Regions from separate parts of the Homo sapiens genome. Here region 1 is linked to region 2. Evidence: read pairs that join two places in POLR2A ChIA-PET (ENCODE). Cell type or tissue: HepG2. All regions are shown on one strand. Links, peaks and the distances in the headings refer to the core of each region. The heading gives the core; the rest is flanking DNA. Region 1 has its middle 26 kb from the start of LINC02613. Region 2 has its middle 8.5 kb from the start of HNRNPLL.

What was found. ChIA-PET counts read pairs that join two places held together with the same protein. Peaks named below come from ENCODE experiments on the same cell type or tissue, not always from the same donor. Only the 100,000 strongest peaks of a DNase experiment are listed, where the experiment ranks them.
Region 1: POLR2A ChIA-PET joins it to region 2 with 7 read pairs; 8 of 35 experiments call an interaction of 5 or more read pairs at or near these places.

Annotation. Positions count from the first base shown.
Region 1 is chr2:38,539,608-38,544,003 of GRCh38, forward strand. No RefSeq gene overlaps it. Among named protein-coding and RNA genes, the nearest start is that of LINC02613, 26 kb to the left of the region's middle. RefSeq lists a silencer at 1,720-2,014 and an enhancer at 1,720-2,014. In HepG2, for the core only: no CTCF peak of the experiment used is centred there; DNase peaks (open chromatin) are centred at 1,884 and 3,444; H3K4me3 peaks cover 778 bases.
Region 2 is chr2:38,609,194-38,613,589 of GRCh38, forward strand. No RefSeq gene overlaps it. Among named protein-coding and RNA genes, the nearest start is that of HNRNPLL, 8.5 kb to the left of the region's middle. In HepG2, for the core only: no CTCF peak of the experiment used is centred there; a DNase peak (open chromatin) is centred at 2,248.

The sequences.
Region 1 (4,396 bases), core at 331-4,330, 70 kb before region 2:
GGCTGAGAAAACAAAGGTTATGCTTTTTTTATTTTACAAAAGCACTCTTAAAAATTACAATACACAAGCCAGATATGGTGGCTCATGCCTGTAGTCCGAACTACTAGGGAGGCTGAGGCAGGAGGATTGCTTGAGCCCAGGAGTTCAAGGCTGCAGTGAGCCAAAATCGCACCACTGCACTCCAGCCTGGGCAAAAAAAAAAAAAAAAAAATTATAATACACACTCATAACAATTTAAATAAACTTAATTATAGAAAGCTAATATATTATATATAATAAAAATATATAAAAATATATCTCATATATAATATTGACACATATTTTATAATATATTATCATATATAATATATATATAATGTATATATTTTTTCTCCTCCCCTGTCCAATTATACTCTCTTAAAGTAACCAGTATTAGCATGCTGGTGTATATATCATTCCATATTTTTTCTACGCTTACACAAGCACTGAATCACCTGTTGAGGTCTCATTTATGCTTTTAACAAAAACATGGTCATATTTTTCATTATAATTTACCACTTGTTTATGTTTACTTAATATGTCTTCTACACCTTCCCAAGTCAATACATATAAATGTGGTTCATTCTACTTGATGATTGATTGCATGGTATTCCATAGAACAGATGTACTAGAATGTATTCAATGAACCCATCACTAATCATGGGTTTTGGTTATAGCTCATCAGCTTTGTTAATTGTTTCATCTGGGCTAGTCCTGTTTTAATTGTAATCTCCTAAATAACAAAGGCCATACCGTAAACACAAACTTACTTCTCAGAACTTCGTCGTTGCCTACATATGTCACACATTTAACATGACGTGAATATCCCTTTAATTTTGGAAATGCACATAATTTCTTCTCATTTGTTAAAAGGAAGACAGTTCTTAGGATGATAGGCTTATATTTGGCACGTTTACTGAGCAGGAGGAGATAATTTTTTAAATTTCATAATCCCATATGGTCTGATTTTTCTCCATATGTCAACCTCCTTCCCAACAGGTGCGTCATACTTTCCCACAGCACTACTCTTGTATCTCTACAGAAATCATATAAACTCTACCCCCATACCATAAAATGATTTAAGTTTCAGAGTGAGACTGCCTAATACAACACACTCATTTTAAAGATGAACAAAGCTAAGCATTCATAACTTAGCTACCTAGCAGAGGAGCCAAGGCTGGAACCTATCCAGGGCTGTCTCCACTACAGGACACAGCCGCACCAGGGCTGGGGAATGGCTGGGGCGCAGCACATAGGCGACAGTATTTTTGTTTGTATAAATTATAAAGTAGGTCGTTAATTTTTCTCAAAGACTTAACAGGTAGCTGATGGGTGCCACTTGCTAACCACCTGTTTGAAGAAGGAACTCTTGCTGCTGGACCTCAGGTCTACAGCTTGTTTTTCCCCAGAGGCTGCTCTTTATCCAGCTTGTGGTTTTCTCTGCATCCAGCAGCCAACAGAGTTGTGAATGCCCCTCTTTACTTGCATTCCCACACCATCCCTGGCATGCCAGTGTGCCCTGGCTTGGAGTTGAGGCTGCTGACTATCTAGTTATATAAAGGGAAAATCCTTCAGGCATAGCCAGAGGAAGCCTGTCAAGGGTGGACACAGATTTGTGGGGCCTAAACTTACAAAGTTTTTGAGACCATCTTTAATGGAAAACAATAGAAAAATGTCTTATTTTTGCCATTTATAAAAGAAACATATGCACACATTGCTAGGTCCTCTGCCTGGTGTCTTAGAAAGGTCTAGTCCCTGACAACTGAAGGGTGCTGAAGCTTAATTTCCTTTATCTTCAGGGCACAACTTCCCCTGGGCCTTATATGGAGTCAGTAGGGACACACCTGGGGCACCCTTTGATCCTTCACATGTAGATGGACAGAGCTGCTCAGAACCCTCCACGAGGTTATGCACACAGTAGCCCAAAGTCCAAGAGTTCCGGGACAGTCCCTGTTTTCAAATATTTAATTATGTATCAAACGATGCATCTTGACTTTTCAAAAAATATAAGTGACAAGGTTACAGAATAGAAGTACCAAAGAAAAACAAAAAAAAAGCAAGCAAAACAAAACAAAACAAAACCAACACCCCAAAATGCATACAAATCAGGATGGAATTACCAATTGTTCCCTGTGGATTTTTCCATTCCCATCTCAGAATGGAAAGAGCAAGCCCAGGACGGACAGTAATGGCACCCAGCAGCTGCAGAGTGCAAAAGTTCCCACCTGCTGAGAAAACAGCAGGAATCTTTAGAAGGAAATTCTCTTCCCTTATTAGGTAGCAGTAATTATGCTGCCAAGAAAAATCTTGCCTTCATAGACTTATGTTGCATAAGAAATAAAGTTTAGCTGGAATGGACAAGTTGAGTTCAAAAAACTACTGAAGAATCTCCTTCTACTCCCTGTCCTCAGCTTTCCATTCCATAGTAACTAGACCCGAGATTTCAGAGCACAGTATTGAAGCTGCTGTGCTGCATAAGTATCTCACACCCAAAGACTCAGGCAACTATTCCACAGTTTTCTTTTTGTTTTTTGTTTTTTGTTTTTTTGAGACAGAGTCTCACTCTGTCACCCAGGCTGGAGTGCAGTGGCGCGATCTCGACTCACTGCAACCTCCGCCTCATGGGTTCAAGCAATTCTCCTGTCTCAGCCTCCCAAGTAGCTGAGATTACAGACCCCCACCACAATGCCTGGCTAATTTTTGTATTTTTAGTTGAGACGGGGTTTCACCATGTTGGTCAGGCTGGTCTCAAACTCCTGACCTCAAGTTATCCGCCCACCTCTGCCTCTCAAAGTGCTGAGATTACATGCATGAGCCACCACGCCCAGCCAGTTCCACAGACTTCTAAGGGGCTATCAGGGAACAAATGTGTAGTAAAAACTGTTCACCAAGTGTTTATGAATCATCCAAGAAGGTCAGGATAGGTTTTTGTTTTGCTTTACGGGAGACATCCTGAATCTGAAAGGCAGAAGACACCTATCTGGCAGGTCCAGGGTTAGCACAATGTATTCACTGCCCGTTCAAGAATAGTAACAATGATCATAATAACAGTCATAACTATTGTTTGTTGAGACTATGTGCTTTAAATGCATTATCTCACTTAATCCTCATACCAACTTTGTCAATATTCATATTTCACCTACAAGAAAATAGACTTAGTGATGTGAAGAGACAATGTCATACAGCACACAGTGCTAAAGTTGATAATCAGACCCAACTCTATCAAACTCTAAAGGCCATTTATTTAACCACCGTGAAAGAAAATAAAATCTCAGGACCCCGTTTCATGATGCCAAAAGGAAAACATTAAGCTGAAAGCTGAGTCATGGCCAGAAATTGCCTTTCTCTTTGTTCCTAAGCAGACAGCTACAGATAAAAGGCCGGATGTCTCCACAGTCAGCTACTCTATGTTCACCTTATCAGTGATCAGTGCTGATTTACTGAGTGGGAGACGACTACATAATTGTCTGTTCTCCTACTTGCTCCTTTTCTCTTGCAACATGTGGATTCAGTCATGTGACCACATCCTCCCTCTTTCTCTTCCAGCCTGCTTTTCCCCTTTAAATACTGAAGGCTTCAAAGTGATCTTTGAAGAAAAGCCCCGACCACATGCTGTTTCTGTGGTATCTGTGTTCCTTTCTTCCGGCCATGTCCTTAACCTTGGCAAAATAAACTGCTAAGTTGATTGAGATCTGTCTCTGATACTTTTTGATTTATACCACTATACTTTCCAGTCTTTTTTCTTTTTTCTTTTTTTTTTTTTTTTTTTGAGACGGAGTTTCACTCGTTGCCCAGGCTGGAGTGCAGTGGCGCAATCTCGGCTCACCACAACCTCTGCCTCCCAGGTTGAAGCAATTCTCCTGCCTCAGCCTCCCAAGTAGCTGGGATTACAGGCATCTGCCACCACGCCTGGCTAATTTTATTTTATTTTTTTAGTAGAGACGGGGTTTCTGCATGTTGGTCAGGCTGGTCTCGAATTCCTGACCTCAGGTGATCCACCCGCCTCGGCCTCCCAAAGTGCTGGGATTACAGGCGTGAGCCACTGCGTACAGCCTCCAGTCTTCTTTAATAGGCAACAGATGGATTTCTAAGCAGTTACCTCAAGAAAAAAAAAAAAAAAGAAAAGGAAAATTCCGTGAAACAAATCCACAAGGATTAGCCAATCCCTACTTAGTGATGATGCCTACAGAAAGTGCTGTTGGCCAGGCTCCATTCCCTCACCAGTCCCAGCAGCAGAATCACCTGAGTACTTACAAAAAAGGCAGATTCTTGGGCCCACCCCCAGATCTATTGAATCAGAATCTCTGAGAATAGAGCCTGGGAATCCTCATTTAACATGACCCACCATACCCCAACTCCCAAGCAATTCCCCTTCACA
Region 2 (4,396 bases), core at 248-4,247:
TTTCACACTGCTAATAAAGACATACCCAAGACTGAGAAGAAAAAGAGGTTTAATTGGACTTACAGTTCCACATGGCTGGTGAGGCCTCAGAATCATGGTGGGAGGTGAAAGGCACTTCTTACATGGTGGCAGCAAGAGAAAATGAGGAAGAAGCAAAAGTGGAAACCCCTTATAAACCCATCAGATCTCATGAGACTTATTCAGTATCATAAGAATAGCATGGGGTCAGGCATGGTGCCTCCTGCCAGTAATCCCAGCATTTTGGGAGGCCAAGGCAGACAGATCACATGAGGTCGGGAGTTCAAGACCAGCCTGGCTAACATGGTGAAACCACATCTCTACTAAAAATACAAAAGTAGCTGGGCATGGTGGCCTGCACCTGTAATCCCAGCTACTCAGGAGACTGAGGCAGGAGAATCGCTTGAACCTGGGAGGCAGAGGTTGCAGTAAGCCGGGATCACACCATTGCACTACAGCTTGGGTGATAAAGTGAGACTCTGTCTCAAAAAAAAAAAAAAAGAGGGAGAAAGAGAACAGCACGGGGAAAACTGGCCCCTATGATTCAATTACCTCCCCCTGGGTCCCTCCCACAACACATAGGAATTCTGGGAGACACAATTCAAGTTGAGATTTGGGTGGGGACACAGCCCAAACCATATCAGTCATGCTAGCCACACTTTAAGTGATCAATAGCCACATAAAAGTGGCTACCTCGTTGCACAGGATTGGACTGGACTGATCTCATTCATCTTTGTGTCTTCAGCACCTAGAACATTGCCTGGCTAGATGTTTGTTGATCTAAACTAAGCTTCTCTTTCTCTGCCTCAAGAAAAAGAAGCACATGAAACAGAGCATGTCAGCTTTGCAAATTATGTCTATGAAGATGTCTCAAAAGACTGATCTATAATATGATTTGCTCCTCACCCATATTTGAAATGAAATCATCTTAAAAATATAATTCCATTTTTCAAATAACTGCATAGATATGGCTCATTTTGTGCACTTGATGTACCAAAATGCATATGATTTAAATTTATAAATCAGCCAATTGTAATAAATGTGAGAGAAGCATTTTAACAAAAACTTTCCTATTGTGAATATTTTCAAAAGTGAAATTCCTTTACAAAGTGAGTAATTACTCTCTGATTTACCTGTAAGCACATCATTATATAAAAATCAGAATTTGGGCAGGGGAAGGGAGAGCATCAGGATAAATAGCTAATGCATGCAGGGCTTAATGCCTAGGTGATGGGTTGATGGGTGCAGCAAACCACCATGCCACATGTTTGCCTATGTAACAAACCTGCACATCCTGCACGTGTATCCCAGAGCTTAAAATTAAAATAAAATAAAATTTAAAAAAAATAAGAATTTGCCCTTAATTGAAGAATTAGGCAAACAAAAAATAGTTTTATTTGAATGTGCTATTGTAACCATCTGATGTAGAAAACTTTAGAGAATAAAGTTACTATTATTACTAACTACAAATAAATAACCAGCATTGTATAGCACTTTACTATGTACAAAGCAGTATCACAAACATTGCTTAATTTGATTCTCACAGAAACTATATAAGCTAACAGGGAAGGTCCTTACTGTGTCCATTTGGCAGGTGAAGTTCAGAAAGACTAATCTTTTGTCTCTAAATTCCGATCTTCTTTTCACTATACCAATAAGGACATATGAACTATCTATGGTAACTACATTGGAATTGGGACTTTAGATTTTTCTGCCTTATTTAGACGGAAATACTTTCCTAGAAATATAATCTTTTCTTTTTTTTTTTTTTTTTTTTTTGAGACTGGGTCTTGCTCCATTGCCCAGGCTCCAGTACAGTGGCACAATCTTGGCTCACTGCAACCTCCACCTCCTGGGTTCAAGTGATTTTCATGCCTCAGCCTACTGAGTAGCTGGGACTACAGGCACCCATCACCACATCCAGCTAATATTTGTATTTTTAGTAGAGACAGAGTTTAACCATGTTGGCCAGGCTGGTCTTGAACTCCTGACCTCAAGTGATCTTCCCACCTCTGCCTCCCAAAGTGCTCAGATTACAGACGTGAGCCACCGTGCCCGGCCCTAGAAATATAACTTTTTAAGCAACCTATAATTTGTGTGAACTAAAACCATTGTTTTACATCCCTGGAAAAAAATATATATATCTCGCCACCTATTTATAAGAAGGCCCTCAATCAATATTTGCTAAAAGATCAATGAATACATGAGTGATCCTGAAAACAAATAGAGCAGACTATTATCAGCCAAAGTTCAGTTGCAAAGAACAGAATCCAGTCTGGTTAGTTTAAGCTAGAAGTATTAAAGCACTTAAAGAACTGAAACTATTAATGGAGTGACTCACAAAACCATAACTCAGAACTGGGAAACCAAAAGAGCGGTGCTGTTGCTCATTGTGAAGCTGACTGCTCCAGCACTACGCCACCATACCACAGTCTGGAAGCCATCACGATCAGGAAGCTGCCACTTCCATGGCCAGCTCCAGAATCACACCATACCAACTATAATCTGCACTGGCAAAGTAGATGCACCACCCCATGTTTCCTGATATTCAGGAAACTAATAAGTGAACACTGGAACCTCCAGAACCATTGTTATAGAAGAAAAAAAACGCACCCAAAGCCAAGCCTAGCAGCAGAAACAGCCTTCCGGATCTTACATAGAGGCTCTGATTGTTGAAGCTTAAGTAATAATAGCTGCAAGAGAGTCTAGGGATGCAATATTTGGCTTACTAGTCTCTGTAGGAGTCTTGGCAAATTGGCCAACATGTGTGCTCTTTTTAGAATCTTTTATTAGTAGCAGAAATTGAAAAAAAAATTATTCTTGCAACAAATTAAGAGAACTAAAGTTCGCAATGATCAACTAACATATTACCAAATCAACTCCTATTATAAGAATTTATTATAAGATTTCAGTGTGAAGAAGAAGGTACTAATACACCATTTTATCTCAGTCTGAAAGCAAAGTCTCTAGGATGGCTTCAGCTACTCTGCAACTGGCACCAAAATGACCACAGGAAGAGAGAAGAGAAAAAGCTAATCTTCTCGACTGTTTCCATAGTGCAATGTTTTTTACAGAAAAATAAGTGAAATGTACAAAAACGATCATTGGAAATGCTTCTGCATGAATACTAATGTGTATATCTGCAATTTAGACATAATTTTTGGTGTTTTTGTTATTGTTTTTTGAGATGGAGTCTCGCTCTGGCACCCAGGCTGGATCTTGGCTCACTGCAACCTCTGTCTCCCGGGTTCAAGCAATTATCCTGCCTCAGCCTCCCAAAGTGCTGGGATTACAGGCATGAGCCACCGCGCCCAGCCCATCATTTTTGCTTTTGGTCCTGTATACAGTAAGACAAAACTCAAGTTCTTTTAAACTAGGGAAGGCAAAATAGTTCTACCTAGTCAGATTGAGTTATTTTCACAAGCAGCAGCATTTCCACCCCATCATCCAGCTAGTGGTGGGGCACTAGAGGGAAATAATTATTGGGTGAGAAAAGAAGAGAGAGAATTTTGTAGCCACAGCCTTATGTGTTGAGGGATCCTATGTGCACTGTGGTGTGGCATTCTGAATGGCTGCGGCACCACAAGGGCACTGTGTGGTGAGATGCCCTTCCCGGGGAAGGAAGACGCCAGAAGAAAAAAAATGAGTGAAGAAAGCTGAAATCACCAAAAACAAATTTCATCTACTTCACAACTTTAAAACATTAACTCTGTCCAGTCTTGTAGTGGAGAAGGATGATTGCCTATGGACCTCCAGATTATCAAACTGGTCTTGAACTCCTGACCTCAGGTGATCCACCCACCTTGGCCTCCGAAAGTGCTGGGATTACAGGCGTGAGCCACCGTGCCCGGCCCAGACTTTTGATATCTTGGCTTCCACCACCAATGTTAGCAAATATTTCTAGCAGAGTCTGATAGCAAAAGCAACAGTCTTTATCACTAAGTATAATGATGACTATAAGAACAAATCGAAACACGATGATTTTCATGTGTTCCTGAAGCCATCCCTATAAACTTTATAAAATTAATCAGGGAAGGAGGGAGGGGAAGAAACAAAAATAAACCAAGCTCACCGCCCATTCAGCATTAATCATGAGGCCAGCTGCTCTCTGACTGCTTCCTCATGGTTGCTTGGTGCTATTGCCTCAGAATCACATAGAACCTGTTACAAGATTTTAGTTCCCCTTAACTCCTCAATAGATAACAACTGGAACATTATTAAATGTTTAGTTTTACGTTTGATATATTCTTTTTGGTCCCACGTATCAACAACACTACTGACATCAGCTGGTCTGAAGGAACCCCCAGGAGCTCACTCACCAAGGAATTCAGTTTTTACATCCTGATGATTTTATTCCCCTTACCCTGACCAATCAACA